Linked DNA regions of Mus musculus: regions 1, 2, 3 and 5 are each linked to region 4. A link is a loop called in an ENCODE intact Hi-C map of the cell type or tissue named here. Cell type or tissue: left cerebral cortex. All regions are shown on one strand. Links, peaks and the distances in the headings refer to the core of each region. The heading gives the core; the rest is flanking DNA.

Region 1 (6,191 bases), core at 501-5,500, 980 kb before region 4:
TACATAGAATTGTAAACTCTAATTTCTTTTTTTAAAATATTTTTTATTATTACATATTTTCCTCAATTACATTTAGAATGCTATCCCAAAAGTCCCCCATACCCTCCCCCCAACTTCCCTACCCACCCATTCCCATTTTTTGGCCCTGGCATTCCCCTGTACTGGGGCATATAAAGTTTGCATGTCCAATGGGCCTCTCTTTCCAGTGATGGCTTACTAGGCCAACTTTTGATACATATGCAGCTAGAGTCAAGAGCTCCAGGGTACTGGTTAGTTCATAATGTTGTTGCACCTACAGGGTTGCAGATCTCTTTAGCTCCTTGGATACTTTCTCTAGCTCCTCCATTGGGGGCGCTGTGCTCCATCCAATAGCTGACTGTGAGCATCTACTTATGTGTTTGCTAGGCCCCGGCCTAGTCTCACAAGAGAGAGCTATATCAGGGTCCTTTCAGCAAAATCTTGCTAGTGTATGCAATGGTGTCATCGTTTGGAGGCTAATTATGGGATGGATCTCTGGATATGGCAGTTTCTAATTTCTATTTTAAGATAAATTCACACACACACACACACACACACACACATTAATACAACAAGACATTGAATGTGGGCACCATTAAATAAAGATCAAGATGGAATATGGATTACTACTGGTCTGTATTCACACTAGCTAAAGCTTTACCTACTAATGGAGAGGTTTGGCTATGAGAGCCAGGCCATTGTTGGACTCCATTGCTAGGGGGAGGACAAATCAGGAGACCAGTTCCAGGAGGAGCTTTTTAAGCTACTATTTGAGCACTTTTACCCATCTGGAAAAGGCATTTATAAAAACTAGGAAGGGCCTTCATCCTCCCCCAGGATGCCAATAAAAACTGACTTGCTTAAGTCAGTTTTCCTGTAGTTTGCTGGGGTGTTGGTCTCTCATTTGGACCCTTTCTGGGTAAGGTCTCTCTGTTTTGGATTCACTTGAGCACAACCCTGGCATCTGGCTGAGTCATCCCATGTAGCAGGGCTCGTCTAGGTATTACATAGCTTTGTCTGAGCAGCTCAGAAAGTTTTGTGAACCATAGATGAGCAGACCGGTAAGGGTTAACCACCAGAGTCCTGACCATTGTTTTCAGGGGGTGAGGGTGTGGGGGATGATCTTTCCCTTTGATGTCCTTTATCAGCCAGTGAGTTTGAGCTGTTCTTTTCTTCATTACCATGAAGTCTCTGGAAAGCACCAGGTCATGGTATATCATAAGAATATGAATAAGGCTCACTGGTCTTCAGGCCACTTGTCAGCCAGCTAGGCCAGCAGCCCAACAGTAGATGACAGTAAATTGTAGGGGAAGCCTAATAGTCTCTAGAACGGCCAAGATTATTTAATTTCCTTTCCACAGCAGTGAGAAGCCCTCTTTCAGTCACACTATGAAGATGTACAGAATTAAAAGCATAGTAGTTGTCTGTATATACAGTGGTTGACTTTCCTTTTTCCCATCTGAGAGCCTGGGTCAGACCAATCAGTTCTCCTTTTTGGAATGAGATATCTGACTTGGGCCCAAATATTTTCAGTTAAAGTAATTGTTGCAGCTCCTTTGCATCTAGTTTCATCTTTCATGGAAGAGTACCTGCAATGCAGGTGGTCATTAGGCAAGAGGTGATCAGATTTGATAACTATGAGTTTCTCACTTTGCACTCAAGTATGGTAAGGCCTGGTACTGGCTTACACAAACATTAGACAGCCAAGATCCTGGTGTGTCTTAGGGCTGCCATTACTGTGAAAAGACACCAAGACCAAGGCAACTCTTTTAAAGGATAACTGTTAATTAGGGCTGGCTTACAGGTTCAGAGGTTCATTCCATTATCATCATGGCAGGAAGCATGGCAATGTCCAGGCAGGCATGGGGCTGGAAGAGCTGGGTGTGCTATATCTTGTTCTGAAGACAAGCAGAAGACTGGCTTCCTGGTAGGTAGGAGGAGAGTCTCAAAGCCCACCCCCACAGTGATACACATCTTCCAACAAGGCCACACCCCCTAATAGTGCTACTCCTTCCCTGGGCCAAGCATATTAAAACTGCGTGGTGCTCCTCAGAGGAGGGCCTCAGTCTTGTAATGGAGTGCTGTTAGTACAAGATTTAGACCCAGATTTAGCTTGTGAGCTAGCTTACATAATCTAGCAGTAGCTATCACAGCTTAGACAGATGGACCATTTTGTGGCTACAGGGTCCAATCCTTTGGACAGGTACATCACAGGGTGTTTCCATGGTCCCAAAATTTGGATTAAAAGCCCTTCTGTCTTGTTTTATGGACAAACAGATGAAAAAGTTTTGAGACATCTGGAAGTTTTAGGGCTGGAGTCAATGCTAGAGCTGTTTCTAAAGCTTCAAATACCTTTTGTTCAACCTCAGTCCAGATTAAGGGCTCAGTGCCCTGCTTCGTGCTGGTGTGTAGTGAGAGGCCTTGCTCTGCTTACAAACTCTGGAATCCAGAGGCAGCACTACTCCATTGCCCCTAGGAACATACCTATATAGTAGTTTCTATAGTGATTCCAAATCTCATCAAGCTGATGACCAAGATTAACCATAGCAACAAGCTTTCAGGTGTCTGAAAGAAACTTCTGAAGCTACTGCAGGGAGCAGATCAGAGCTGTGTCTCTGGCCTTGGCCCTCTGGCTATGATTTGAGGACTCTATCCTTCCTTCCCAGCCACTTCCTCAGGTCTCACAAGTTGAAGAATTCCAAGTATGGTTATAAGTTAAAAAATACAGGGCAACCAATTAAAATCTAATTTCAGATAAAAATTAATTTCATTGCAAATATTGCCTGGGACACACACCGAAATGTTATTGGGGATCTAAATGTTATTGGGGGCATCTGTGTGTTGTATTTGTGAAAACAAGTAAACCTAGGTTTTTTTTTTTTCTATGTTCTCTTCACATTCTTTCAATCTTTTAGATTAAAAGAATATACCCTAGGATCCACCATGAACTACCTGTCTTTGGACGTTGTCTGTCATGCTTCTGGGTACTTTCGCTTCTGATTTCCTTTACTTTCTATTTCCTTTACTTTCCTAGTTCAGAACATATAGTTCACAGAGGCATGTAGGCAAATGCTCATTGAATATTGGAGTTTGTTTATTATTTTAAAGAAAAGCAGTTCTACTAATAAAGATAACAGATTATGTAGCACTAATTAGAATGAAGTTGTGAATCAGTGAATAAATGAAAGAATGAAATGGAGGGAATTTCCTTCCCTAAGAACTCAGATTGGACGAACCTGAATGTCAGAGATACATCTTTAATTCCTTCGAATGTTTTCTAAAATGTTACAGGGTGAGAACAAAGAGGCAGCCACTGCCCGGTAAATCCAGCGACTGTTGGTGCAGTGGTGGAAGTGGGAACTGCAGCGACTGCTCCACTCCCGGTTGAGATTGCCCAGTCTCCCTATCCGGAAGTCGCCGGGTGCCGGAAGTGACGTCGCACGCTTTCGCGCTCGCGGGAAAACTCTACTGTCTAAGCGGCGGGTCCGCTGGTGCGACTGTGGAGCGGTCATGAGCCTCTGGGTGGACAAGTACCGGCCGAGCTCCCTTGCCCGGCTGGACTATCATAAGGAACAGGCAGCACAGCTGCGCAACCTGGTGAGCCGCCCTGCTCAGCAGCTTCCTGCACAGCCCGGGGAAGGGAAGGGAAGGGAAGGGAAGGGAAGGGAAGGGAAGGGAAGGGAGGGAGGGAGGGAGGAGGCGGGCGCCCCGGTGCTAGCGAGGGGGTCAGAGTGACGCGTTCCTCAAAGTGCGGTGTGTTTGCTGCCGGGAACCTCAATGGCTTGGTGTGGGGACCAGAAGAAGGCCAGTGTAGTGGAGAATCAGGAGCAAGCAGCGGCGGTAGGGGGCGGGGATGGGGGTGTGCCCGGGCCTCGGTGTTACTGCAAATGCCTGATGGGCTCTCCCGCTACAGAGAGCTTAGGTGGGAAGCTGATAGAGGTGACTGTGCCCCGGACCCTGTTCTTAGTTACTGCGGAATCACAGCTAAGGCTTTTCTGAAAAGGAGAGATTATTTTAACGAGTGCCGCGATCGTTCATATGAGAGCTTTTGGAAGACTCGAGGGTGAAGTGGAAGATATGTTTTAGGTTTGGTTTTGGTTTTGGTTCGTGATGCATGCACTAATTTGAAATAGAATATTATGCTTCGTTAATACACGTGCCGGTTTTCCTTGCAAAAGCTTTAATGTTCAGTTTCCCGGTGGCAAGATCAAGACCCCATGTTAATAGTACTCTTTCGTTTGATGGCACTCTGTTACTGCTGTCTTTTCCATAGCATTGATCAACCTTGATCTAGTGTGAAGTTCTTCTGTCTCTTCCAAGTGAACTTACAAGGAAATCAGCGCACCTGCTTCTGAGCAAGAGGACCATTATGGGGAGCCCGGGCCAGACAAGCATCTGTCTTAGTTACAGAGATTGGGTTCGCCTTCTGTCATCCCTTAGTTTCAAACGGGCCCTTCAGATAGCTTACTTAGGGAGTGCCTACTTTTAAGCATTTAGTGCATGTAAATTAGATTAAATTAGTGTCCAGAGTTTGGTACATTTTCTGTTGGAGCTGGATGGTAAACAGAATATCTTGGAACTTTAAAAGTGGTTTGTTTAACTTAGTTCACCCAGTTTAACTAAGATATAATGTCTTGTTCTTTTTTTCCTTAGGTGCAGTGTGGAGACTTTCCTCACCTCTTAGTATATGGACCATCAGGTGCTGGAAAAAAGACAAGAATTATGTGTATTCTACGTGAACTTTATGGTATCGGGGTGGAAAAACTGAGAATTGAGCATCAGACTATCACAGTAAGCATCTTGGGTTGAAGCTTAGCAGATGTTTCTGGAGGGGACTTTTAATCCTGGTCATGTGTATATCTCTCCCCACCACTAGCCAGTGACTAGTGTGTGACTTAGGAAGTTGTGTGTCTGTGTGCTTGTGTGGGTGAAGGTGGCATGAGTAGAGTTACTGTTAGCTGCCAGTCCTCTTTCCCATTGTATTTAAGACAGAGATTTCCTTCCACTCTGCCAAGCCCAGCTGGCAGGCGGACCTGGGAGCTTCTGGGGATTCTCCTGTCTCTGCCGCCCACCTCTCTGAGGTCCCTGGTATTACAGACAGTTGCAATTGGACCAGCGCTACAGCTTTTATACGGAGTCATCAAACTTGCATGTGTCCACACCACAAGTGTATTTCACTCAGCCATTTCCCCAGTCCCTGAAATGCCCTTCTCTCAAGTGTCCTCAGCCCAGCAGAACTGGCAGTTCCTTACACATGATAGTGTGTAGCTTGCCTTGGTTATGGTTTTTTACCTTTTACCTCAGTGGGATGAGAGAATATGCCATGTCAATTTCAAGGCCTTCATGGCATCTAATAACAGTGTCGTAATGATATTTTGTGTTCAGAGGGAAAAAATGCTTAGTGGGGATGGTCATGCTGTTAATAAAATCTTCAGGAGGGTGATGTTGAATTAACTCAGAAGAAACAATATTCTACAAGACAAAAGAACTGAATAAATAGAAATATAAAGTATGTTCTCACACGGGAGGCTTAATATTTAGAAGTCTCTGTCCCAAGTTACGGTATAAATTTCAGTCAGAATACTAATGTTGAAAAAGTGTATGATGCCACCCTAAATCCCATATGGAGGACACATTTCTGAAATGAGATAAGGTTATGAAGAAGAGAAGTGAAACGGGTGTATTAGTTCATCCCTAAATTGTTTAATATAAACTAGATTAAGGCAAGGTAGGTTTATTTGAAGGGACGACGGGAGAGAGAGACTATTGGGATGAATTAATTTTAAGAAATAGAAATAGCAAGTTTTATGGCAAATCACCAACATGAGTCTTAGCTTTGTACTACTTTCAGAGGATTTAGCGAGTCGAGTCTGTGGACGGTTGATTTGTGTTTGAGGCCCATGGTGAGGCAGAACAGTTCATACACAGGTGCAAGTGTATGAAGGAAGAGTTTCCTTACAGACATGTTAATTTCTTGTTCAGCTGATGGGTCCTTGGATAGGTGGCACAGACATGCACAGTGCCAACAAAGTGAAAATCTATAAGGATAATTAGTTGTAGAACATGCATGTTATGAGTTGATAACACTGTCATGACATCACACCAGTTGTCTTGAAAGAGATCGCAAAGACACATTATTCAGTGAGAAAAGCAAAATAGGTGTGTATGAAAAT
Region 2 (6,191 bases), core at 624-5,623, 380 kb before region 4:
TAAAAGGTCCGTCAGCTAACCCACAGAGCCCCTGGCCTCAGAGCTGACAGGGAAGCTCGAGGGAAGGAAACACTCAGATCACTGTGTACCTCCAGGATGGTTTGAGAACCATCATGATGGTAGGCTCTGTGCGAATGAGATCCATCCCATAATATACACAGCTCCTCCCTATTACCAACCATTCCTTTCTTCTGTGCTCTGTCCCAAAATAAGGACCACACTCTCACTCCACAGACTGCCCCCTGGCACAGCCGCGTTTCCAGCTTTTGTTCAGCACACTAGTTGGGGGGGGGGGGGCAACACATCGGTCTTCTCAGTTGTGTTTGTTGATTTGCCCTTGTCTGTGGGCTCAATGGGCCAGAAGGGGCTAAGCTCCATGAACTCAGAGATCTCGGCTCCTGACACTTGCAGAGATATCAAAACACAGCAGGTACTTAAATCACGATGACCCCTCCATGAACTGAGCGCCATTCCCAGGTGTCTTTGGTTAAACCTGGCTAGTGACCTCCTTTGACCTTTATTATCTAGAGAATATACAGATACACATTTTCTTCATATTTTCATGGCTACAGGGCTACTATTTTGGATATTTGGGTAGATGGCTGATTTTGTTTTCTACATAAAACATCTGGCATTTATTGTAGCATTTTGGTAGGGTAAGTCAATGAATCTGGTTGCTGACATGTAATTACTTTCAGTTGCAATTGTACCATGAATACACATACGTATATAAGAATTAGCCTTTTATAGGTGTTTTACTGAGAGACCAGGTCACCAGCAGTAACGGAGAAGACTCGTTTCAGACAGCTATGCTAAATCCTGTTCTCTTGGCCTCGATGTCTCTCACACACACCCAAGGGAGGCAGCATCGACACCCTGGTCCCCACAGGGAACCAGCATCTCCTACAACTAACTTCACTTCTCACAGTTAGAAGGGCTTTTCGTCATTGGTGTGATGCTGACCCTCTGTAGCCCTCATTAATAAACCCACTGTCAAGATCCTGTTGATGACATTGGCCACTGTGTCATGTAGCGCCCTTTCTGTGAGAATGAGAGGAAGAACCCCCCTTGCCCCTGGCTTTGGTCCTTGAGAACCATGTTTCTTTTGGCCCGCTGGCCTGTGTTTTGTATCGCAGACTCCAAGTTCATCTAACTGGGTGTGTTTTCCTCTCTGTAGTGCCTGCTTGAAAGCTCAAAGCCAAATGCATATTCCACTATAGGAAATGTAGATACCTCTTCGGGGCACAAATTCCTTAGTTGTGGCCCTCTTCCCAACTTATTAATCCTTTTTAATTTTTATTTGTTGTTGTAATTTCCCTTTCTGGTCTCTTTCAACTAACCTTTTATAGATCACTACAAGTCTTATTCTTTCTTGAACTAGTTTGGATATAAATAAGTGAATTGCAGTGCCCCTGGATAGAAAACACCACCCCACGCCATGGATTCATAGTGATGTCTGTACTTAAATCACTCCTCTGATTGGTCTCATCTCCCTTCTGCAGCCAAAACTGTAGACATGAAGTCCTAGGAAGAGAAGGGAGTGGACATACCGACCCTCTTCAGCCCCATTAGACTATCTTCTTCCCTGTATCAGTCTCAAAGAGTTCCGTGGTGGGAAAAATGTGTGCAGAGCTCTGTAGGAAAAGGTCCCTGACAGGGACATAGATACTGACAAGCCATATAGCCCGACTGGGGAAGCACTGGTGCTTCTCTTGCGTCATTAAAAAAAAAAGAAGCAGAAACAGCTGTGGGCTGTCCAAAGGAACATAGCTACTGCCTTGTGTATGGCCTTCCCTTTGCATGTCACGTATAGGGGAGTACACAGACAGTGCCTCCGTGTGGCAAAGAGGTGACAGAAGAGCGGGCAACAAGAAAACTAGAGAAGCAGGAAGCCAGGAGAATCGGTAGTGGGGGAAGACTACCCTAGAGATCTACAGCAAACACAAACTAAAGACAAAGAACAGGAGGCGGGGCTAGGAAGGGGAAGGAGGCAGGGCCAGGAAGGGGAAGGGAAACAGAAGTCCTTTCTCTGCCCTGGGTATCCCATTGGAATTGAAATTCACTTCTGCACAGGGCCTTGCACTCTCAACCCAGGATTGTGGGAGACCAGGAATACCACCACCCCCACACATCCTTCCTGTAAGCCACATTCCATGGGAACCATCTTCCAAGACTTCCATGAAGCTCTGACATTGAGCAGAGTGGGAGGTGGGGGTCCCTTCCCTGAAGGCTAAACACTCGAACATCAGCACTCATCAGAAGGCTGTCAAAGCCAGCCAGCAGCACAGAACCCTAAAACATTGCCAGCACTCACTTCCCACACTCCCCAGCATACTGCAGTTTATGTATGAAGAAGTACAGCATATCCATTTTCACCCTCGCAGATGGCTGCAGATGAAGTGAAGAGGTTTAGCCTTCAATTGCCAGCCATTTGTATTCGACATGGTGGCTTGTGAGACCAGCCTTGCTTTGTTGTGTGAGCTTTCACATCTGTCTTAAATCACCCACGCACCGCCGCAGCTCAGGTTATCTCTGGCTACTGATAAATACGAAGCTCCTGCAGTGAAAGGCTAAACCAACACCGCGCACGCGCAGAATCGCTGCCCATAGCACACACTACTTTATGACTCTTGCTTTCTGAATAAAGCCAACCTTTCTTCATTAGCTGAGGCCCATTTCTAAAGAAGAGGAAATGGAAGTCTTGATAAACATCATTAAGCCCTGCAAGGATTAGCATAAACAGGATGCCAGGGAGGAGATTTAATACTATTTAGATGAAATTTGAATTCTAATGCAGCACTCTCGCCCAGCCACTCCTTATAATGGAGCCGCAAGATTTAAAAGCCTAATAATTCTGGGAAGACACTTCATTTCCAGGGGAAGAGTTCTGTAACCTGCCGCCTGCACATCACCTTGTCGGCTGACTACCTGAGACAGGATGAAGGATGATCTGGAACCTTCCACAGAAACTGCTATTTGAGCCCAGGCTTTTAGGTAGCTGGGGATCGAAAACAAAAGGGAAAAAGGGGTGGAAGTAACCCAAAGGAGCACTTGAAACTCAACCTTTGGTCATTCGGCGGGGAGCTCGCAGGCAAGAGAGGTGCTCCTGCAGGGGGCGCTCCTGCAGAGGGTTCTTCATGGCTAAGCACCTTGTGCCTCCTGAGGAGAGCAGTGGAGATTGTAAAGAGCAGGCCTGCGGTGTAAATTCTGGGACCCAGTATAAAATCAAAGAGTACGATTTCTTGTTCATTTCTACTTTCATTTTTCAAAAGGGTTTAGTCATTTTTATCTTAAGTGCATGAGTGTTTTGCCTGCAAGTGTGTCTGTGCGCCACAGTGCATGTCCGGTGTCCACACAGGCCAGAAGAGGGCATCAGAGTCCCTCTAGAACTGGAATTACTGAAGGCCATGAGCTCCCATGTGGGTGCTGGGAGCTGAACCCAGGCACTCTGCAAGCTCCAGCCAGTCCTCATTCATATACGTGTGAGACTCTCAACTCTGACAACAGAGCATTAAACAGACTGAAAGACCCAGGTTACCTCTCAACCACAATGAGTATCAGAACAAACAAAACACTTTCTGTTCTTAGAACAAAGTATCTTAGGTCCAACATGCAAATGTACTGGAAGCTTTGCTACAAAGAAATGGCTATTGGCAATTAGTGTCTTTCACAGTTCAGAGATGGCCTCTCTTAGACTCCACACTACTACATCTTTAGAACTATTGTCTTACTGTGCCCAGTCACTGCTGACTGCCACTTCAGAAACCCAATCCTAAACCGGTCAGGGGTTCCCCACTTCATTCATGGAGAAGCAGCTAAGAGTCAGACAACAGAAACTCCTAAGTTTGTTTGTTCATCACCTCGCTGCTGTCCCTTGGAAGACTGCGTTTCTTGGGCCATTCTTAGGTTCTGTACCTAGAATCTGGTCTGGTTTTTTTAAATCATTTTGTATTTACCAAGCTTAGGAAAGCCCTTTCCTTCTAGGCTTCCAATACAGTCCACAGAACCCAGAGCTGTTTCCCACCTCTCCTGGAAGGTGAGGGTAGAACAGGAGGTTTCTGTCAGAATGAAGCAGAATGAATAGTTTCCCAATGACCCGGCCTGACCCCCTGCAGGCGGCTCAGTCAGAAGGCTCAGAGCCTGCAGCTAGAAAGCCCCAGATAGATTTGAAATAATAAAGATCACAGTGTTTTCCAAAAGAAGAAACTTGAGATCTGAACAATTCAAAGAAGGCGCCCATCCAGGATGTACACATGTACAGACTCACAAAGAGCCACAGGACACAGTGGGCCAACGGAGTGGGCTGGGCAGTACAACTAAAACATCCCTTTTGTAGACTCTCTTCCATGCTCCTCTGCTTGGGGGGGGGGGGGGGGTTGGGAAAGGGGGAAGAATTCCTTTCAAATGACATAAATAGTTGTGAATCACACTTAAGAATACACCCTCGGGGCACTGTGACCCAGTGCAGCACAGCTCTGAGGTATACACAGTCTGGAGCCTCCTTCCAGAAGTACGGATGTAAACAAACTGAAGCTGTATCCCCTTTCAATAAGCACCTGCCTCGCAGCTTGACTTCTTTCTTCCTTTCTCTTTTCCTGTCCTTTTAACAATGCCTACTTTCTTCCTGTGCACTGTGATGCAATTTGAAATACTTGCCAGATCGGGGAAAATAAATGTTCTTAAGACTGGTTGTGGAGAATCACCCAAATATAGCTAAACGTGGCATTTTCTAGACACTGCAGACTTGGAATGAAGTAACTAACACATTAAGTAGCAATCTGCCTGGATATCTTGATCTGTGGAATTCAGTGATAAGCCCAGGAATGCAAAGAGCTTTTCTTGAGAATTCTGTTCTTATGACCACAGAATGTACCCGTGTTTAATTTCCCCTGTGATCTATGCAGCTGACATGTACAGACTCCAACTGTCCTCTAATGGCTTGGAATTCTCCCCATGTTCCTGTAGTTTTTTTTTTTTTTCTTTTCTCTTTTTTTTTTCCCAAGTTAAGGTTGCTTTCATCTATAGCAACAAGCAAGAGACACCAGGGCATGGCAACCATACACATGTATTTCTCTGGGTATCTATGAGAAAGAGAAATGACCACTGGCCACTGATTACTGGTCTGGCTACTCAGAAACATTCCACCTTGCTCTTAAAGAAGTGAGCTAATCTGTATGCCACTGGGGAGCGAGGAGAGTGGAGAGCAGAAACTCAAAGTCTGGGTGTCGAGAACATGGTGCCTTGATATTGAGGCCCAGGATCCCAGGAAACCTCAGCTGTGGTTTGGATAGGGCAAGTCCTGGGTGAGAGGGCGCTAGAGGTGCTGAACCTAACCTACGCGTTCATTGTTCAACTCACTCATCCCTCTTTGGGTCCTTATTGCTCTGTTAGGAAGCAGTCAAACTGCTAAAAGTGAGAGGTTGGGATGGGGTGTAGGAAAAGGGTCTGGGATCTCAATAAGATAGCCACATACTCCATAGTAGGCAAGGTGACAAGGAAAGAAAGTTACTTCTGCTGGAGCATTTACAGCTACACTGAAATGGGCACAGTGTTCCCATGCCTCACTGTCAGTAAGAGATCAGCCTCACATTCTTACGCCACCGGCTGGTTTAAACCAGTACAGCTGATGAGCAGAGCACAAATCCAACCTCGAGCACATACTTGTGTTTCCTCAAGTGCTGACCCTGGAGGAACTGGAATTTCTACCAAGCGTCTTCTTCTTCATACTTTTTAAAAAATAGAAGCTTCTCTTCCCTCACAGGACATTTCTTTTAAATTTTCCCACATACGGTACTATCTATAAAAGGCCACCCAGGAGGGAGTCATGTTCCTCCCCAACTGATCATGTAAAGTTCCGGCAGAATGTGAGAAACACACATTGCAGGTGCCACATATTCCAAAGAAAGGAAATCAAATGAGACGCTCAGAATACAGGCTTATACGATTTTGTTTTAGGAGCCATTCCCCAAAGGGATACTTCCAGTCTCTAAACACATTATTTTGATTAAATCTCCCATAGTGGGGTAGAGGGAAACCTATATCAAAATTCTCCCATGAAAGTTCAAATGTTAAAAGACAGGGAAGTTTTTCCCTTCTCTGCTCACTAATGACTCCTAGAATAAGAATGCTTTCTATGGATACTTGTTGAAAAATAAATAAATAAAATTACACCATCTGCTATCACAAGAGTT
Region 3 (6,191 bases), core at 712-5,711, 460 kb before region 4:
TGCGCTCAGGTATCCTTGGAGGCCAGAAGAGGGCATGGGGTCTCTTGGAACTGAAGTTAAAAGCAGTTGTCCGGTGGGCACTGGAAACTGAACTCAGGTCCTCTGGAAGAGCATCGTTTGAAAGAAAATGCCCAAGTCTTCAGGGAAAGCAGCCAGTGCTCTTAAACTCTGTACCTTCTCTGTAGCCCACACATCTCATGTTCAGGGTGGAAGTCCACCTACAGCATCCTCACTTCCTCTGCTTGCCTCCTTCCTCCATGGCTACTTCAAACTTAAAATGAGATTAAAGGCTCACGTTAACTGTTTGATGGTGGTTGTGATTGATTGAAAGCTTATCTGAAACTTAAAATGAAGTGTTCTTCCTTAGCATCAGGCAAGAATAAGATGTCAAGCAACTCTGCTGTTGATAAAGTTGTTTGAATAATGGAATGCTGGCATCCCATATGCATCAGAAGCCATCCTCTCTTTTATTTATTTCAATTGTATGTGTCTGTATGTTTACCTGCATGGAAGCCTGTGTACCGTGTGTGTGTGTGTGTGTGTGTGTGTGTGTGTGTGTGTGTGTGTGGGCGGGCGCGCGCGTGCGTGTGCCTAGTATCTGGGGAGCCCAGAAGAAGGTGTCAGATCTCTTAGAACTAGAATTAAAGATGGTTGTGAGCTACCATATGGATGCTGGGAACTGAACCCAGGTCCTCTGTAAGAGCAGCCAGTGCTCTTAACCACACAGACATCTCACCAGCCCTTTAATGTCTTTTCTCATAGCTCTGATGGCTGGAAGACTGATCTGGGCAGTCAGCATGGTGTAATTCTGGCAAGGGTCTCACAGCCAGTTAACCCACTGGCTCATTGGTGGATTAATCTACCCCTTCAGCCCCCACTCCTTTCACCACCCAACACTGCTACTCTGGGGGCCAAGTATTGAACAAATGAAATTTGGAGAACAAATAACTTGAGTAGCTGTCTACCCAAAAAAATCAAAAGTCCAATAAACTACATCTTTACACTTAACTCAGAAAGACAGGTTTAAAAGAAATGGACAGACAGGATGGTTCTTTATATTTTATATACACTGTATTACAGTCTGTGGTACTATTATTTCCTGAAGGAGCAGTTATAGTCAAGCTGGCTCTACTACAACTTTCCTTGGACTGTGGCAAGATTGGTTTTGGGATGGCCCTGCGACTCTGACTGTTAAAAATAGAAGTGAGTGAGTTCTCATCCAGAGATCTAAGAGCTTGTGTATAACTGCTGTGTTCCATTCTCATTGTTACCGAGGCTACTACGATGAAGTCTGTTTCCACAACTGTAGTCAGCCTGGAAGGAATGAAGACAGTCTAAAGAGATACTTGCATCTCTCATTCTATCTGTCTATTGAAAAAATGGAATCCAAAACAAATGGGAATTTCCCCAGGAATCTCCTGATGGAAGAAGAAAAAGGCCCCTGCCAGAGGGAACTTACTTTCCTGAAACAGATGAGACTAGAGCCCAGACAAGGATGGGTCAATGGGGGATGGGACCACACCTTGATTAGATGTGTTTATCCTTGGCCTCCATTTAAACTGTAATTTCACTTTAGAATGGATTTGGGGAATTCTCTGAATTTCTTTGTCATGCTTTCCAATATGGCTACATTGAATAAGTCTTTCTCTGTCTCTCTGTCTCTCTCTCTTTCTCCTCCTCCTCCTCCTCCTCCTTTCTTTTTTTAATTGGCTTACTGAGAACAGGTGGCTGAACCTGTCTTGGGGCACAGCTTGCAAACCCCAATGCTCCTCCTCCCTCCCAAGTTTGATGACACTATGAAGGACTAAGATGGGCCATGTTCTACCGCCAGTCTTTGGTGAACATACGGAGAAGTATGCTCTCATTGTGTTAGCTGCTAAGATTTGGGACTAATTTGTTACTGAACCATAACTTGGCCTGTCATAATAGAAAATATAAAAAGATAGAACTGTTTCCAAGATCTAAGTCAGAGGGAAAAAATATGATGGCATCTGCAAAACCTAGAAAACCTAAAGCATTATCTCCACCCCATGAGCAAACAATATTATTCATCTTTGTTTCCATCCATGGTGTCTAGGTTACATTCAGACAACTGGTCAACCAACATCCTCCGCTTTAGGACTATATATGTTATCGTATATAACCATTAATGTTTCTCCCTACCAGGAACTCAAATAGACTTTGGATCACACAATCATATTTCCCCAGAGAAATATGGTGGGGTCAACCAAGCCTATGGGGGGGGCACACTTTGGCTCAACTGTCTCTATAGACATCACTGAGCAAACTTTAAATCTATAAAATGTTTAACTTTAAGAAAATTACTGGTGCACATCTAATCACTATCTGATATCCCCAGGCACTCTCTAAGTGCTTAGATGTGTGAACTCGTTCACTCCAACTTATATGACGAAAGCATTACCGCTACCCCCCTTTGTAGGGAATACACAAGGAACATTGCCCATACTTGTGAAGGCCAGATGTAAGCATAAGTGAGGAGACCGAGAACTACACTGTTAACTTTTCTAGATGGAAGCTTGAAAGACATGTACCACAGACGAGCTCCTGAAATGTCTGGGCTGTCTTCACCTTTGCTGTATGATAGCAATGTGAAACATCACAGCCGAGAAGGCAGGGTCAGAGCTCAATGTTGCCAGGCACTTTCTGAACTTCTGTCCTCAGATAACTTAATATCTCGCTCCAGACTCTCAATGCTGCCAGTAAGTGCTGTGTAATCAAGGACGAGCTGGATGACTTCCACCAAGGGTTTTTTTTTTTTTTTTTTTTTTTTTTTTATAAGCTATCAGATCTGAACTTAATTAATCTACAGCCTGTTTTCAGAAATGAGATTCTCTAGTAATCCCAAGAAGAAAATGGTTTCCTTTCCCCTGTTTCCTATGAAAGTTATTATATTTACCAATCATTTAATTTATCAGTGTTTCACAGGCCAGTGACCAACATGAAATTAATCCTGTCTTAGGAAGACTGGGCCTGGGAACAAGGAACAAATTATAGCAGATAGAACAGGGGCTGTGTGGGGGGGGGTTTCTTTGTTTGTTTGTTTGTTTGTTTGTTTGTTTTTTGTTTTGTTTTGTTTTTTAGAGTACCAAAGGCGTTTTCCCTGTGATATTATCCATTACCAAAGAAGAGTGCAGAACATTTTGCTGGTTGCTAAGAATTTCAATGGGCTGAGAATTTTTAGGGCCTTGCTATTTATATGTATGGAGACAGCACAGATGGCTGCCTTCTCCCTTCTTTATCTGTAATACAGATCTATGAAGACGAAGGAAAACAGGAACACCATAGAAATGAACAGAAGTGGGACCAGAAAAGGGCAGCAGAAGATGCCCTGGAAATGTTCTGCATCTGTTAGTGCTCCCTGAACATAAACAAGGTGCTCATGTGGAGCTGACGGTCTGAGACTCAGAAGGGTCTGGTCTCTGGTTTCCGTCTTGAAATACTTAAAGTTTTTATTAGTTGCAGCAAAATACAGGAAACCCTCTCCTCCGTGTTCTTGTAAAGATTTCATTTTTTATTTTATTCATGTGTATGTCTGTGCATAATGTGCATGTGGTGCTCAGGGGGACCAGAAGAGGGAGTCAGATCCCATGGAATCAGAGTTACAGATGGTTGAGTTACCATGTGGGCACTGGGAACTGAACTCAGGTTCTTTGCAAGAGTAGCTCTTAACTGCTGAGCCATTTCTCCAGCTCTAATTCCAGCGTGTATAACAATGTCTTTCATTGCTGGCTTACAAAGTGCAGATACATTGGTTTTGGGGCAAACTGCTCTCCTCATGACACATGGGAGGCCCAAAAGAGAAAAAGGAGTCTCCCTCAAGGATGTGTCCACAATTGTGTAACATCCTCCAACTAGGCTGCACCTCTCAAGAGTCCCATCATCTCCCAAGCATCCTACCAGCACAGACAAAACCTCTACTATACTGATCTTTGAGAATTCTGATCTAAACCATGTCTAGTGAAGGTAAGCCAGGCTGGGACAAGCAGGTCATGCCATGAACCCAGGAGTCCTTCCATGAAAGCAAGACTCAGGTGGCCAGATCTGCAGGTGCCGTGCTGAGTGTCTTTTCTCTTTCTCCAGAACACTCGCTCTGTGACTGTATTCCCTGCCTGCTCTCCTCTGAGCTGGGCAAAGTGTTTTTAAGTCATTATAAACAGTACTGATTTGCAAGAAGCAATAGCCTGTGTGTCTCAAGGGAAAAGTCTACAGTCAAAAAACCCAATGCTTCATAAAAAAAAGGCTTTACAGTGATCTTGTTCCCCTGCAAACAAGGCTCTACCCTGCTGGAGGCTCCTACTTCTCTGAGCGGATCTCTGGCTCCTGACAGTGGGGACCACCTTGGAACTCAAACTCTCTGAGGTGTTCAGAAACACAACTCATTTTTTAAGCTTTCAAGCTCTGCGGCCTTAGCCATTATAGCAGAAGGAAAGAGTGTGTGCAAAGTTATGGAAAAGAAAAAAGCTAAAGCTTGTGGTATGTTCTGAAGTCACTGGAGGGTCGTGGGAGCACGCAGATGCTTCTGTCACTCAGCGCTGATGTTCTGCCTTTGAACTACTAGGGCATTACAGGAGAGAAGCTAATCTTTTGTGGCCAGCACAGCTTGCCTGTGTTGATAAGTGTGATTAACAACACTAAAGTCAAATACATTAGCAAATGCCTTATAGCTGCCAGGAACGCTCATGGCCACCCACGCTTCACAGCTAAATAAGAAACACAAGTTTCAGGAGCCTGGGATTCCTAGATCTGCTGTATGTACATGCCTTCAGCTTTGATTTTCAAGTTGGTTTCAATCAAATCGGAGAGCGCTATTGTTAGAAAGCAGCTACATATAAACTGCCACATGAGGAATGTGCTTTTTTTTTTTTTGTTTGCTTGTTTGTTTGTTTGTGAGAGATGCTTGCTTGATTTTCAGAATCTTCTACGGAATCTGCAGGCTTCTCTAAATTTAAAAGTAGATTTTTAAAAAAAATCTAGAAACTTCTTTACACAACCCAGTGCTTGAGCCTAACCCTCAACCAGAAGTCAAAAGTCAAAGGCTCTCTAGTGGTGAAGCAATAAGTCAGTCAGTGTTCCCAGCAATGGAAAGGGCCCAGCTTGCCCAGGGAGCACCCTGAACCATGTGACCAGAGGCTTTGTTCTTTCTTAACTGAACCTTCATTGGCATGTTAGCTAAAGCAGGCCCTGTGCTTGAGGTGATAGCAGAATTTGTCTTTCTCTGCCCAAGATAAAGGATATCCCTATTAAAATCTTGAAGGGATATAAAATTCAATTCTTACAAGTCCTGGGTCACTAGAGAGTAAGGGAGGAGAGGAGTAGACAGAGTTAGAACCGGGGTGATTGTACATGAAGGGAAGGGTGCAGGTTCCAGGAGGGGTTGATCCTGTCTTTGCCTTAAACACATGAGACTGGCTTGCCCAGGCAGGGAATTTACACTTTCTGCCTCGCCGTGGACTTTCCCTGTTTTGCATGGCTGAATGCCAGAGCTCCAAGTGCACTCCCCACTACGAGGCACCTAAAAGAAACGAAAAGCCAGCTCCACGAAGCACTAGATGTGTACGAGAAAAGCTGACTTGATGGACAGATTCTGTGTGTTTGTTTGTTTGTTTGTTTTTAATCATTATATATACTTTAGGGTCTTTTGAAATGGAAAAACTTTTTATATTAATTTCATGTATGTGAATGTTTGGCTGCCTGTATGTATATATGTATGTATGTTTCTATATTATATGCATGCAGTGTCTGAGGAGGCCAGAAGAGGGCGTTGGACACCCCCCCCCCCCCGAAACTGAAGTTATAGATGGTTTTGAACCACGGTGTGGGTACTAGGAACTGAACTAAGGTCTTCTGGAAGAGCAGCCTGTGCTTTTAACTGTTGAGCCATCTCTTCAACCCCATGAAGTCATTCGTGTACCACAGAGTTTCATTTTCTGACTTTCCATATATACTAGTTAGTTTAGTTGATTCAAGCTAGAGTCGTTTGGAGGGAAGGAAATAATAGTTGAGAAAATGCTGCCACTAGATTTGTCTGTGGTGTGTTTTCATGATCGATGACTGATGTAGGAGGGCCTAGCCCACTGTGGACAGAATGACACCAAGGCAAGAGGTCCTGAGTTGTGTGGGAAAATATTCTAAGCAAGTCATGGGGAACAAGCCAGTGGGCCGCATTTTCC
Region 4 (6,191 bases), core at 421-5,420:
CAGAAATACACAGAACAAATAAAATGTGTGTTGTAAATAGCAGTGACAAATGCCTCGTGTAGTAAACTGAGTTTCAGAGTAAATAATGTTCTCATAGATACAGTAACAAAGCGAGCTCAACACTAACTTTTCCAAATCACTTTGGCTTACAAGTTTAAAACCTCTTGTTGGTCACATTGATGGATGGATGGATGGATGGACGGATGGATGGATGTCTAACAGTGTCAATAAAAGAGCAAGTAGCTCTTAAAGACAGAGGCTCCAAGAGGTTGGTTAGCTTCTGAAAGAAGAGAGGTGAACAGAATCCTGGACAACAGTTGTTAAAGCCAGAGTCTAAACCAGTCAGTTGACTTTGAAGCTGAAATGAGAGGAAAGTGAGAACAGGATGGAGATGATGGGTTGAATCCCGATGACTTCAATTACATACAGTAAGTCCTACACAAAGCAACAGACACCAGCAAACTTCTCAGTTTCTCAATCGCCCACCTGAGTAAGCTTTTAACCCAGGGCCATTCCATCTAAACCTAACTTCTCATCTGTAGAGGGCTGGCAACAAGCCTCAAGTTCCTCGGTAGTTTTCTAACACCTGCAAAGTAAACGTAAATTTCCACTTTTGCAGCATTTTATGTCACCTAAGAATCCGTAAACCAGAGTGAACTAGCTCTTCTATTAATGCAAATCAAATGTGAAATAAGTAGCATGCTGGGAGCCAAAGAACAATCTCCAAATATGCTAAGGGGAATAAGAAAAACGCAGCCCCCCAAATCATTCCCTTCCTCCAGAAGTTCAGCTCTCCAGCCACTTCTCTGTTCACCTGAGCAAGACCTGTCTAAAACAAGGTGTCATTTTGCTTAGCTTAGCAAATTACTGTTAAAGCCAGATTCTTAGAATACTGTTCTTTGTTAAACAAAGTTAGAGAACATGATAAACTTAAAATTTAAATAATGATCATCAAACATCAAACTGTCTAGAACCCTGGTACAAACAAGCCGAGTACAAACCATCTTATGACAAGTCACCATCATCACAAGATCTCTTCTGAGGAGAGAGGGAGAGGGGACCAAAGCCAGGGGATTAAAGGCAACTGAAAGCATCAACAAGAGCTGCAGGAAAAGCAAAACCTTCAACCAGAATGACAAAGTTCTTTTAAAAAGGAGGGAAAAAAAAAGGCAAAAGACTAGCATTACTTTCTCATCAGAGACACTTCAAACAGAATCCAACTAAGAGGAAAACATCTGTGCTACTTTAGTAGTAAACTTTAAAACACATCTTTTCTATATATGTATCTGTAAATTTACATCATATGCAAATACGAGTTCAAAGAAGTAACGTTTTGATTCAAGATGGTTTTTATGAGCTGGGTGTGGCAATGTAATCCCAGCACATCAGGCCAGAAAGATTGCCAGTTCCAGGCTACCATAGCATACTACTCCCCACTTTCACCACCCTAAAAGTGTGTTTAATATTTAAACTTTGGGAATTAATTTATTAATCTTATGTGCCATATAACTTTTTACCTCCAAACTCGCCGCTGTAAAATCAGTTAGGTATTATGCTGTCACCATGAAATGGAAGATTACCTGTTCCACAGCGGCCTGCCATAGCTCCCAAGTGTTCACTCTACTAAAGTCCCCCAAACACTAGCATCTGACATGTCTAGTGCACAGCCAAGAGATAGCCTCTGAAACCCGCGCTTGTGCCAACTTAGTTGACTTTCACAAAAGTTAACACAGAAAACACCCCCTCGTGGAACTGTTAACTACATGTGCTGAGAACAATGCTTAAATTGCCCTTCTCCACTTCAGTCATCATAAGTTAGCTACAGCCCACCTCCTACACTACATACACCTGGCTTTTAAAAGGTTATTTCGTTGAAGTCCACAGGCCTCCCCAACTCTCTCAGGACCTCAGACCAACCTTCAAAAATGAAACAATACTTCCAAAGCTTCAACAAGTATTCAACAGAGAGACCGCTCCTTGGAGCGATTACAGCCACCCATCAGTTCCTAACTCTAGTATCAAAGGAGCATTCTTTGAAATCAAAAATATGGGGGGGGGGGGGGGCTTTTAAATCTTGGTAGGGTTCCTGAGGATGGAGCGAACGAATCACTCTTCTTTCAAACCCCTCGGGAGTTCGTACTGGAATAGCATGCAGCGCTGAAGAGCAGGTGCTGAATTTCGGGGTTCCGTCGACCCTGCAAACACCTGTCGGCTGCATGCTACATGCCTGCTCCTATGTGCAAACATCACATTTGCTCTTCAACGTACAGAGCAAAAACCGAAACAAAACAAAAAGCAGACCCACAGCCACAGCCGCCGCCAACGCCGCCAACACCAACGCCGCCGCCGCCAGGGCTTCTCCCGGACCGCAAACTTTTAGAGTGTCAGTGGAATAACGGTGCAGAGGCGGGCGGGCGAGCCCGCACCGCACACTGTCCGTACCGCCGTGGGGCTGCACCCGCGGTCGCCCGAGGACTCTCTCTCTCTCTCTCTCTCTCTCTCTCTGACTCTCTCTGACTCTCTCCTCTTTCTCTCTCTCTCTCTCTCTCGCTCTCGCTCTCTCGGCCGGCTCCCGGCTCTTCCCCGACTCCCGAGCAGTGCGGCGCGCCTCCCCTCGCGCCGGGCCCGCAGGCAGCCGGAAGGGGGAAGCGGCGCGGGGGGCTTCTCTCCAGGGGGAGGAGAGGGGAGGGGGAGGGGCGCGGCCGCGGCCCCCGCAAAGGTCACTCCGGGCCGGCGCCAGCCGCGGCCCGCGGCCTCCCCGCCCCCGGCCCCACCGCAGCCCCGCTGGGACACCGGGACACGCGAGGCTCAGCGGGCGACGGCTCCACGCGCGCACGCCCCGCTAGAAAAATGGAGCGTGGGGCGCTGAGGCGATGAAGAGGCGCTCCCTTTCCGTTACCCGAGTCGCTCCTACCTCCGGTCGCCCGGCTCCTACACTCCTCGCGCTCCTCCGATCTCGGGGATCCGCCGCCCTCGCCGCCGCCGCCGCCGCCGCCGCATCCAATCGCCTCCTCCCGCCCCCCCTCCCCTTCCGCAGCCAGTCCAGGCCGTTCCTCCGCCTCTCCGCTTCAAAATGGCGCCAAGAGCAGCTCCGCGGCTGCTCCAATCGAACCGCGGCGGACAGCGCCTGGGGGGCAGGCAGAGCGCCGCGTGGGTTCTCAGCGCCCCCTACCGGCCGCACGGCTTCTCGCTCAGGCGCGTGCGCACGCGCTCCTCAGCCCGCGCTCCGGGCTCCGCCCCACACACCCGGGGGCGCGCACGCGCAGGCTCCGCCCTGCTGGCGCGGCCTCCTCTGTCTCCTTGGCAGCAGAGTGATGGGCAGCTGTCAGTGCGTTCTCTCAGCTTGGACTCAGCCTCCCAGGCTTTGGCGGGAAATCTGTAGATAGCTGAACTCCGCTGGCTTTGGCTTTTTTTTTTCTTTCCTTTTTTGGATGAGGCTTTTTTTTTTTTCTTTCCTTTTTCTTTCCTTTGCCGCCCTAGCTGGCCTGTGGAGCTCACTGTGTACACCAGGCTACACATGATCTTACCATGTAGACCAGGCTGCCCTCGAGTTCAGAGATCTGCCTGCCTCTGCTTCTGCCTCCTTAGTACTGGCATTTTCCCTACGCCCGGCCTTTTTTTTTTTTTTTAATTTCTAAAAAAAAAAAAAGGAGGGGGACGGCGAGATGGTTCAACGGGTTAGAGCACCGATTGCTCTTCCGAAGGTCCTGAGTTCAAACCCCAGCAACCACATGGTGGATCACAACCACCCATAATGAGATCTGACACCCACCATCTTCTGGAGCGAGAGGGTGCCAACTGGAGTGAGTAGAGGTCCTAAGTTCAATTCCCCAACAACCACATGAAGGCTCACAGCCATCTGTATAGCTATAGTGTACTCATACACATAAAATAAAAAATAAATGTGTATTATTTTATTTGAGAATACGCTCTCACTATGCAGCCCTGACTGGCCTAGAAATCACTATATAACCCAGGCTAGGCTCCATCCTCCAGCCACTGCCTTCCCAATGCTGGGACTAAAGGTATGTGCCACCACTCCTGGCTTTTTTTGTTGTTTTGTCTTGTTTTGTTAGATAGGGTCTCACTATGTAGCTCTGTCTGGGTCTGGAGCTCACAGAGACCCACCTGCCTCTGCCTCTATGCCTCTGCCTCCCAAGTGCTAGAATTAAAGGTGTATTCCACCTCTTGTGCGATGTTTTAAACCCTGTGGTGCAGCACAGATTATGTGCTGTGTAAATGAAAGATTATTAATGTCTACATGGCTCCTCACCGGTTGGTGGACCTAGGGATCCAGTGTTCATCCCACTGCTCAAGAACCCCCCTTAACGGGGTGAGGAAGCGATTGGAAGGCCACAAAGATGCCATCCAGAAAATGAGGTTTGTGCGCCCTTGCCACTTCTGCCCTCACTGCTGCAGCTGTGGGCTGGGCGGGCTAAGATGGAGGTTTCTCTTCACCCCCAGGTCCCTGTCAGAGCTGACAAGTCTTGGTCGCCTTTTGCTCTTTGATGCTGTCCATCCCTGCAGTGAGCAGGATCTCCCTGCACTAGGACTGTTTGTTTCAACAATGAACATGTGAGGTGAATCGGGAGCTTATGGTAAGATATTCGAAACGAAAGATAGGCAATGCAGGTTTATAAACCACAGTGTTTGTGCTGGGGAAGAAGAGCCTTAAGTTGTAGCAGAGCAAGCACCTTCAGATACTAGCACCTATTCATTCCCTCTCTCAGCAGGGTTCCTGGGATCACTCTGTCTTCTACAGAGCTGTACTACAGGCATCTACCCATTTTATGCATCCACTAAGCCTTGGGAACTCTCCTATACAACTTCAATGTTCCCAGCAAGGACAGAACAGAAGAGCTAGATAGGTCTTAAAAAAAAAAAAAGCAAATCTTTGGCCCTGGCTTCTTAGGCAAGCGTGGTGCCACTCACCTTTAATCTCAACCCTTGGGAGGCAGAGGCAGGCAGATCTCTGTTAGGTTTGAGGTCAGCCTGGTCTACACAGTGAGTCCCGGGACAGCCAAGGTTACAGTGAGATCCTGTCTCAAAAACAAAACAAAGTAGAAAGAAAGAAAGAAACAAAGAAACAAAGAAAGAAGCTTCCAGCTCTTTGTTGTTATTTTCTTTCTATTTATTTATTTATTTATTATATGTAAGTACACTGTAGCTGACTTCAGACACACCAGAAGAGGACATCTGATCTCATTATGGATAGTTGTGAGTCACCATGTGGTTGCTGGGATTTGAACTCAGGACCTTCAGAAGAGCAGTCGCTGCTCTTAACCACTGAGCTATCTCTCTAGCCTCTGTTGTTATTATCTTTCCCTCTCAATTCTGAAACCCCTAAAGATACATGTAAGTTTCTTAGGAGCCACAGAATTAGAGCAAGAATGTAGGAACTACACACTGCCACCATCCAGATTGTTTAATATGATACAATAGGCGCTGAGCACAGAATGCTTGCTCAGTACATAATTCTGTTGGGGGTGTGGTCTTGACAGTTTAGAGTCGTCAATCATTTGCTGGAGTATTGCCAATTTTACCATGCATGCATTAATCAATTTTCATAACCGTGCCAAAATACTTAAAAAGAACGATCAGATTGGTTTGGTTCATAGGTTCTGAGGTTTCCATATATCTAGGGTGAGCTGACTGTATTCTTCCCAACCCTGGGTGAGACAGACCATCATGGTCCACCACTTCCTACCAACCAGAGAGCAGTCTAAGAGATTTATCTCTTATATTTTTGGTTGTGAGCGTATCCTTTAACGGCTGAGCCATCTCTCCATCCCAAGACATATCTCTTGAATAGGTTTACACTTCCAGGGCCTGGCCCCTGTGGCCTATTTCCTCCTATGACAGTTCTCCTCCTGGTCTCCACCAGTTCCCAGTTATGCCATTTTATGAATCCAGGCTGGAGGTCAGAAGGACAGTGTCAGATCCCCTGGAATTGGAGTTACAGGCAGCTATGAGCCAGGAACCAAGCCCAGGTCCTCTATAAGAGCAGTAAGTGCTCTTAACCTCTAAGCTACCTCTCCAGCCCAACAAAAGTACTCTTTATATTTGAGGATTTCACAATTACCAATGTGAAATTCCTTAGGATAAAATAATTGGATGGGATATAATCTCAGAGAATTGGGGATTGGAACCATTCCAAAACTCAGTTGTATTTTCTAAATCCTGGAAAAAGG
Region 5 (6,191 bases), core at 505-5,504, 440 kb before region 4:
AAACAGATAATGGGGGTCACAGATGCCTGCAAGTCAACTTCAGAGAAAGCCAGCCAAGGCCACAAGCACCTAGGCCTGTTTGCATGGCTGATTTGTCCAAGGCTATTTACTTACCTAGACACCCTAAGGTCTGTCTTAGAGTAACAGAATGACCTTTAAAGACACGACTTTACTCAGGGCCCACGTTCCGGCATCATGCCTTTATGCTTGCTTCTGTTAGAACTGGATCACAAAACAGGGAGCAATTAGAAATGTTACACTTCATCCCCAAATTGAGAAAGAATGCATCGGAGCTGGCCCTAGGGACCAAGAGGCAGCAGCTGAGCCTGCGGTTTTGTGGAGATTCTTAGCCTGCTATGTCAGAGACCACACTATGAAGTCATGTCAACCGCTGGGATCAAGGCTCATCAACAAAGCTTTCCGAGCAATGCAAGAGTCAGATAAACCTCAGCATTCCATGCTATTCCCTGGCACTCTCGGGGGGTTTTCCTTCATCTAGTTGGCGTAGGTGTGGCCATTGTCTACCCTCAGGCAGCCATGACAGAAGGACAAGGCTTATCTTCTCTGGAGTCTGTGACATTATCCCAGTGGCATGGGTGTCTCTGATTATATGTACTACATCAGAGTTTCATTTCCCAAATCACAAGATTCTCAGCCCTCTGCAAAGACTTTCGGAGCGCCTTCCTCTTCCCGGTAAGGCTCGATGTTGGGAAGGGTCAGGTTTTGCAGACAGTCACACAGCTGGCAAGCTGCTCTTTGGAGTCACTTCATTAGACCCCTCTCAACTCACCCCTGAAATAATAACCTGCCTTATCAAAGCCCTGCACTCTAGAAGGTCTTGTTCCCCTTCATCTTCTGACCTTATAAACTATAGACTGCGAGCAATAAAATCATTTTTAAAAAGTAGATTTAAATCATCTTAAAGTCACTCTTCTTGTGACCTTTAGCAGCTGTATCACCAAAGCTTTCCCAAGAAACGAACACTTAAAAAGATGAAAAGGTGGATATAATTTCTGACCTATTTTTGCTTTAGGAGCAATTCATGATGTGATCAAATATACCTTGCAAATTGTTTACAAATTTCCAAAGCTTTTTTTTTTTTTTATTTGAAATTTGCGTAATGCAGAGCATCGGAATGAAACTGAAGGTTTTGCTTCTGCTTTTGCTTTGATTAAACACTTCTTTCTGCATGGTTATATCAAGCATAGCAGGACCATCCCAGACCCACGTCCTTCACCGCTAGTCCATCACGGTGGCCAAGAGCTGCATGCTTAAAAACATTGGCCTTTTGGCTTTCATAGTTCATCTTTGTAATACATTTTATGCAAACCGCATTCTGGTTATTAAAAAAAAAAAATCCCAAGCTGGGACTCACTGCCCAGGATAGAACTTTAGCCAAAGAGGAATTCCTTAGCTTCACATATCACAGTATAGCTTACACAACAGGAAGCTTGTTTTCATCCTAAGGAGCACTGGGAAGCCAGATTCTAAAATAACAAAAAAGAAAAAAAAAAAATCTAGGGTCAGGTGCGGTCTGCCATTTTTACAATAACATTAAAAGGCTGGTTTCAGTCAGGTTTGTCACTTGCCTACTTCTCACTTGCCAAACCCCAGGGCACCGAGCATAGGCCAAACCAGGGTGAGCAGAGCAGCCAGCATCCTGAAACCAGGAGGGTTCAACTCCAGAAGGACGGCAGAGGTTCTGACTTTAAAAGCATCTAAACAATGCCTAAATATTTAGTACCTGATATTGCCTTAAGTATTTACCTAAAATAAGTAACACTTTTTATTTCTATTTCATTTATTTTTGCCTTGAGAAATAGCTAGAACGCAAATTTGTTTGTTTGTTTGTTTGTTTGTTTGTGAGATACAAGGTCTTACTATGTAGCCCTAATCGCTTAAAACTCACTCTGTAGACCAGGCTAGCCTAGAATTCACAGAGGTCCTCCTGCTTCTACCTCCCCAGTGCTGAGACTAAAGGCGTGCACAACTACTGCCTGGCCAAGTACCAGTATTTTTAAAGATGAGCTTACTCTGGAACCTCCTGCTTAGGTACTCTGTACCTGCTATTAATGTGGTATGTGACTCTTCCTTATGGTTTTGTGCTACATCAAGCTCCTTGCCCATGACAGTTAAATTTTTTAGAAAAGAAAATTCGAAGAAATAGAACCTGTTTAAATGCCATAAGAGAAGCAGGAATACAAGACCTGAGAATCTTTGCCTCATACCTGACAGACTCTGCCTGTCCCAATAAAAAGGAATAATTTAAAAAGAAATATCAAGTAGTGCTGTGAATCTTCAGCCTAGAACTTGAATTTAGACTGAAAATAAATGCAGGCATACAGAGGCTTTTGCAGGAGTTTTATCAAGGGAAAGCCCCTCGTAGTTGTCATTTTCATGGACTGATGGTCGGACAGGCACAAGAGCTTTCCTCGTGGGTAGACTGGGGTCAGGAACACAGAGCCACCTGGCTGGGAGCCCCTTAGGGGATTTGCCCTTCAAGTCTTGAAAACCCCCAGTTGCCTTTTAAATGCACTTAATTCTCTAAAACTAAACAGCGCTAAAAGAAACCTCTTAGGTCAACTGAAATAGTCGTTTAAAGGGGAAAAATTGAATCCTTTTCAAAAGCAGCCGTTACACAATCTAGCTTGGTGTGGTGCCTGCTGAAAGTTGGGTGGCTTCCATGGAAACAGAAATGAACACAAGAGACAAAAGAGTTTTTGAGTAATTTTTAGAGTGAGGGTGTGTGTGTGTGTGTGTGTGTGTGTGTGTGTGTGTGTGTGTGTGTGTAAAAATAGTACCCAGGAATTTTCTCCAGAACTAACTAACTACTCATTTTTTATTTTTAAGTGTGTATTCTATATAATGCTGGCTATACCTCTACAGTTTTCCAGACATAGGGTGGCCACTGGGGATTCAAACATCCAATGAGGCAGAGTTTTCTGTGCTTAATGTGCTTGTTATCTCTAACGACTACAAATGTGTCTTCCACTCACCCTGGAGGCGGGAAAGTCTTTACATCTGGATACACTAAGCGCTTGCCACCTCCACAAGCAACCTCTGAGGTCTCTGGCACATCTGGGAATCACTGGCAGGTGGAAATCACTGGCCAAGTCACCGATAAGTCTTTGGTGAATTCCCTCTCATATCCTAACCTCAAAAGATTCCAGGAACCCACAGTGGGCTCTGTGTTTATTAGCCTACAGTTGTTGAAAGGCCATTCTGTTTCTGTTGCAATATTCATTAAACTTGTATTTAATGTTGTTCTTACAAAGAGAAGTTTAGCAGCAAGTCTGAAAGACAGGAAGTGACTCAGTGGCCCACGAGTCAGGTGTGGGTAGTAAGGGGTGAGCTACAGGTCTGAAAAAAGTGTCCCCATAGGGGAGAAAACAGGATTGGAATGTCAGCAACTGGTGATGTCAGTTCCAGGATGACCCAAACTGCCATCTCAGAAGCTGCCGGGAAACAGGGAGCCCCTTGTACACCCTAAGAGAAAAGCTGAAGTGGCTTCTTGGGAAGGTTCTGACAAAAGCCACCGATAGTTAGGTGGACTCTGGCTTTCGCTAATAGAAGCCATCATGCCAGGGATGAATTTTTTAAAATCTACAATGTGGTAAACCTGAGAGAGTGTGTGTTCTTTTTATTCTTCATTTAGAATATTCTAAACTGGCTGGTGCTGTGATCATTTTATGAAAGAAGTGCCATTATGGAATACACAATAATATATAGCTTAGAATGTAAATGGAAACCACACTTGCCAAAGAAGAGGAGCTTTGTAACATTTAAGAGGTCATATGCATTCTGGAAGCAGAGACAGGAGGATTGCAAGTTTGAGCTGCATAATGAATTCAAGGCCAGCCTGGGCTTCACAGCAAGCCCCTGCTTCAAAAATACCAAAGTTAAATTAAATTTAAAAACAAGAGAATTCATGGACGGCTAAAGGCCTGCATTATGCCTTTGTACCCAGGAGGTGGAGGTCTCTTAAAAACCTCATCTTGGCTACACTTAGCTGTAGAAAGTGTTGTCTTTGGTTTGCCTATCTGGCCAGAGCTTCATACGTGATAGGCAAGGATTTTGCCAACAAGCTACATGCCCAGCCACATGGAACATTTTCAACCTGTGTTTATAATCTTCAAGGGTGTGTAAGAAAAGATCTGGAATTTTCCAACAGAAGCTAATAGGCCGTTGGTACTTAAGAATGATTCGTAAGCTACATCTTTAGGGATGGCGAGTTTCATCCCCTTCTGAAGACTCTGTTGGTAATGAGGGTCAGTGGGACACGCTCTGCCTTATACTTCCGTCCCCTTGAGGGGTTTGCTTCATCGGACAGCACATGCTTCTTTCCACTCCAAACAGAATCTTCCTTCTGGAGGCTCTGATGAAAATTCTTGATGTTTCTTTTTAATGTGAATGAAAACAATGGGGAGAGGAAGTGTGGAGGATTGGAATCTCCGCAGAGGCCCCGCAGGTCACTAGGGACCAGTGAGGTTCCTTTCTGCTCTCGGTGGTGGCCGGAAGTGGGAAAGCGGGCGATCATCTGTTCCCAGCTATGTCTGTCTGTGCCACCACGCTGGAAGCTTCCTCAGCCTTCGCGAAAGAAAACATTAATCAAGCCCCTTTGAGGTGCTTAGCACTGGGCTGACGCAGAGGCTGCGGGCTGTGGAGGGAACGGGAGAGTGGAATAAACCAAAACTTCTAGGGCTGGGGTAAGTGCGGGTAGGACACGGGAAGTTGAGGGAGGGAAGCCTGAGCCTTGGGTGGCAGGATTACAGAATTGTAACGCCACGAGCTAAAAATTAAGGAGGTAGAGGAGTTAAACGAGTGAGAATTGGCTGGTTAGATGAAGTGTGACAGTGTCATCCTGGATGGGCTGTGACATCCAGTGGATGATGGAGGTGGGGTTGGGGCAGTTCAGGAAACCCCTGGTAGTTTGGCACCCGTCCTAGGCGCTCTCTGGAATTGGGAAGCACAGAGAGACCTCCTGAGACCTGTACCCAGGACTTCCATGATGGTCCAGGGAGTGTGCATTTTCACTTTGGAGATTCGAGAACCACAGATAACAAACAAGAGAGCATGATTCGGGCTGCCTCTGCAGTCATCACCTTGCATGAGATCAGTTGCTTTCTTGAGTAAAATGCACTTGAGGCATCCTGCGTCCTGCGTCCTGTGCATCATGGAAATGTGTTCAAGAATGTCTTTGTGTGCAAGCCAACACTTTTATGTTGCTGAGCAGAGATTCTGCTTTCGTCCTGTGATCTTATGCCTGGCTACCCTCTGCTCTCCCTGGACCGTGTGTGTGTGTGTGTGTGTGTGTGTGTGTGTGTGTGTGTGTGTGTTGCTTTATTAGAGCCGAGCCTTTGGGTCCCACTGTGGCATCAGAGGCCATGTGGTACAGAGAGGGGCAGTTATAAAAGAATGAATAAACAGGCCTGTCTAAAGTGAGAAATTTTCTCCTTTGAGCTGCATGTGAGCTTCTTCAGCGAGGCGGAGTGCTCAGGGGGCTTTAGAAACTGCAGAATCATACATCTCCCTAGGGCGTCATTTTCTTCACACTTGAAGGGGATCTTTTGGTTTAAAAAAAAAAAAAGTATGAGCACACTGCATTCTAACTACATATAGAAAAATGTAAAATTCATTGAGGGTACGTTTTCTCTCTGCTGTATATTGATAGGGGAAGAACACAAGATTCATTTCAAGGAAGAATGTCTTTAGGAATTTATTTATTTACTTATTTATTATGCGCATTGGTGTTTTGACTGTACATCTATCTGTCTGTGTGTGAGAGGGTGTCACATTCTCTGGAACTGGAGTTGCGTACAGCTGCCATGTGGATATTGGGATTGAACCTGAGTCCTTTGGAAGAGCAGCCAATGTTCTCAACCATTGAGCCATCTCTCCAGCCCAGGCTTCAGGTTTTTAAATGAGTGTCAATATAAACAACTCATTCTATTCTACAACTGTAAAAACAACAACAACAACAAAATCACATCCCTGTGCCCAAGCCAGGATTGCAATGTAAACTAACTGCTCATCCTTTCTGTAGGCTCCTCCACCTCATAGCTCTCTGAAAGGTATGCATAATGGGATATATGTTTGCAGATAGGGAAACTGAGGCCGTGAACTGATATCAAACTCTCAGCAATCCTCCTGCCTCAGCTACCACAGGGCTGCTGGGATTACAGGCACGACCC

What was found. A loop is a pair of places that touch in the nucleus more often than their neighbours do. Peaks named below come from ENCODE experiments on the same cell type or tissue, not always from the same donor. Only the 100,000 strongest peaks of a DNase experiment are listed, where the experiment ranks them.
Region 1: a loop joins it to region 4, with 4 times the contacts of the local background. A loop is called at or near these places in 2 of 42 quality-filtered maps.
Region 2: a loop joins it to region 4, with 3 times the contacts of the local background. A loop is called at or near these places in 3 of 42 quality-filtered maps.
Region 3: a loop joins it to region 4, with 2.8 times the contacts of the local background. A loop is called at or near these places in 3 of 42 quality-filtered maps.
Region 5: a loop joins it to region 4, with 2.8 times the contacts of the local background. A loop is called at or near these places in 3 of 42 quality-filtered maps.

Annotation. Positions count from the first base shown.
Region 1 is chr5:151,648,490-151,654,680 of GRCm38, reverse strand. It overlaps Rfc3 (replication factor C (activator 1) 3), which reads left to right and starts at 3,473. Exons shown (of 9, transcript NM_027009.2): 1 at 3,473-3,615; 2 at 4,672-4,809. The coding sequence starts at 3,529. In left cerebral cortex, for the core only: a CTCF peak has its summit at 3,367; DNase peaks (open chromatin) are centred at 3,429 and 3,842; H3K4me3 peaks cover 1,281 bases.
Region 2 is chr5:151,052,804-151,058,994 of GRCm38, reverse strand. The region is part of intron 7 of Stard13 (StAR-related lipid transfer (START) domain containing 13); the gene reads left to right. Among named protein-coding and RNA genes, the nearest start is that of Kl, 100 kb to the right of the region's middle. In left cerebral cortex, for the core only: CTCF peaks have their summits at 3,123 (motif pointing right) and 5,590; DNase peaks (open chromatin) are centred at 2,331 and 4,685; H3K27ac peaks cover 4,095 bases.
Region 3 is chr5:151,134,570-151,140,760 of GRCm38, reverse strand. The region is part of intron 1 of Stard13 (StAR-related lipid transfer (START) domain containing 13); the gene reads left to right. Among named protein-coding and RNA genes, the nearest start is that of Stard13, 53 kb to the left of the region's middle. In left cerebral cortex, for the core only: CTCF peaks have their summits at 3,586 (motif pointing right) and 5,689; DNase peaks (open chromatin) are centred at 3,250 and 4,689; H3K27ac peaks cover 2,480 bases.
Region 4 is chr5:150,670,677-150,676,867 of GRCm38, reverse strand. Gm40353 reads right to left here and starts at 5,690. Exons shown (of 6, transcript XM_017321266.1): 1 at 5,685-5,690; 2 at 2,900-3,127; 3 at 2,306-2,842. The coding sequence starts at 5,690. It overlaps Pds5b (PDS5 cohesin associated factor B), which reads right to left and starts at 3,041. Exons shown (of 35, transcript NM_175310.6): 1 at 2,915-3,041. In left cerebral cortex, for the core only: a CTCF peak has its summit at 3,168 (motif pointing left); DNase peaks (open chromatin) are centred at 2,359 and 3,199; H3K4me3 peaks cover 2,101 bases; H3K27ac peaks cover 497 bases.
Region 5 is chr5:151,107,080-151,113,270 of GRCm38, reverse strand. All of the region lies in intron 1 of Stard13 (StAR-related lipid transfer (START) domain containing 13), which reads left to right. Among named protein-coding and RNA genes, the nearest start is that of Stard13, 80 kb to the left of the region's middle. In left cerebral cortex, for the core only: a CTCF peak has its summit at 2,935; a DNase peak (open chromatin) is centred at 2,682; H3K27ac peaks cover 2,641 bases.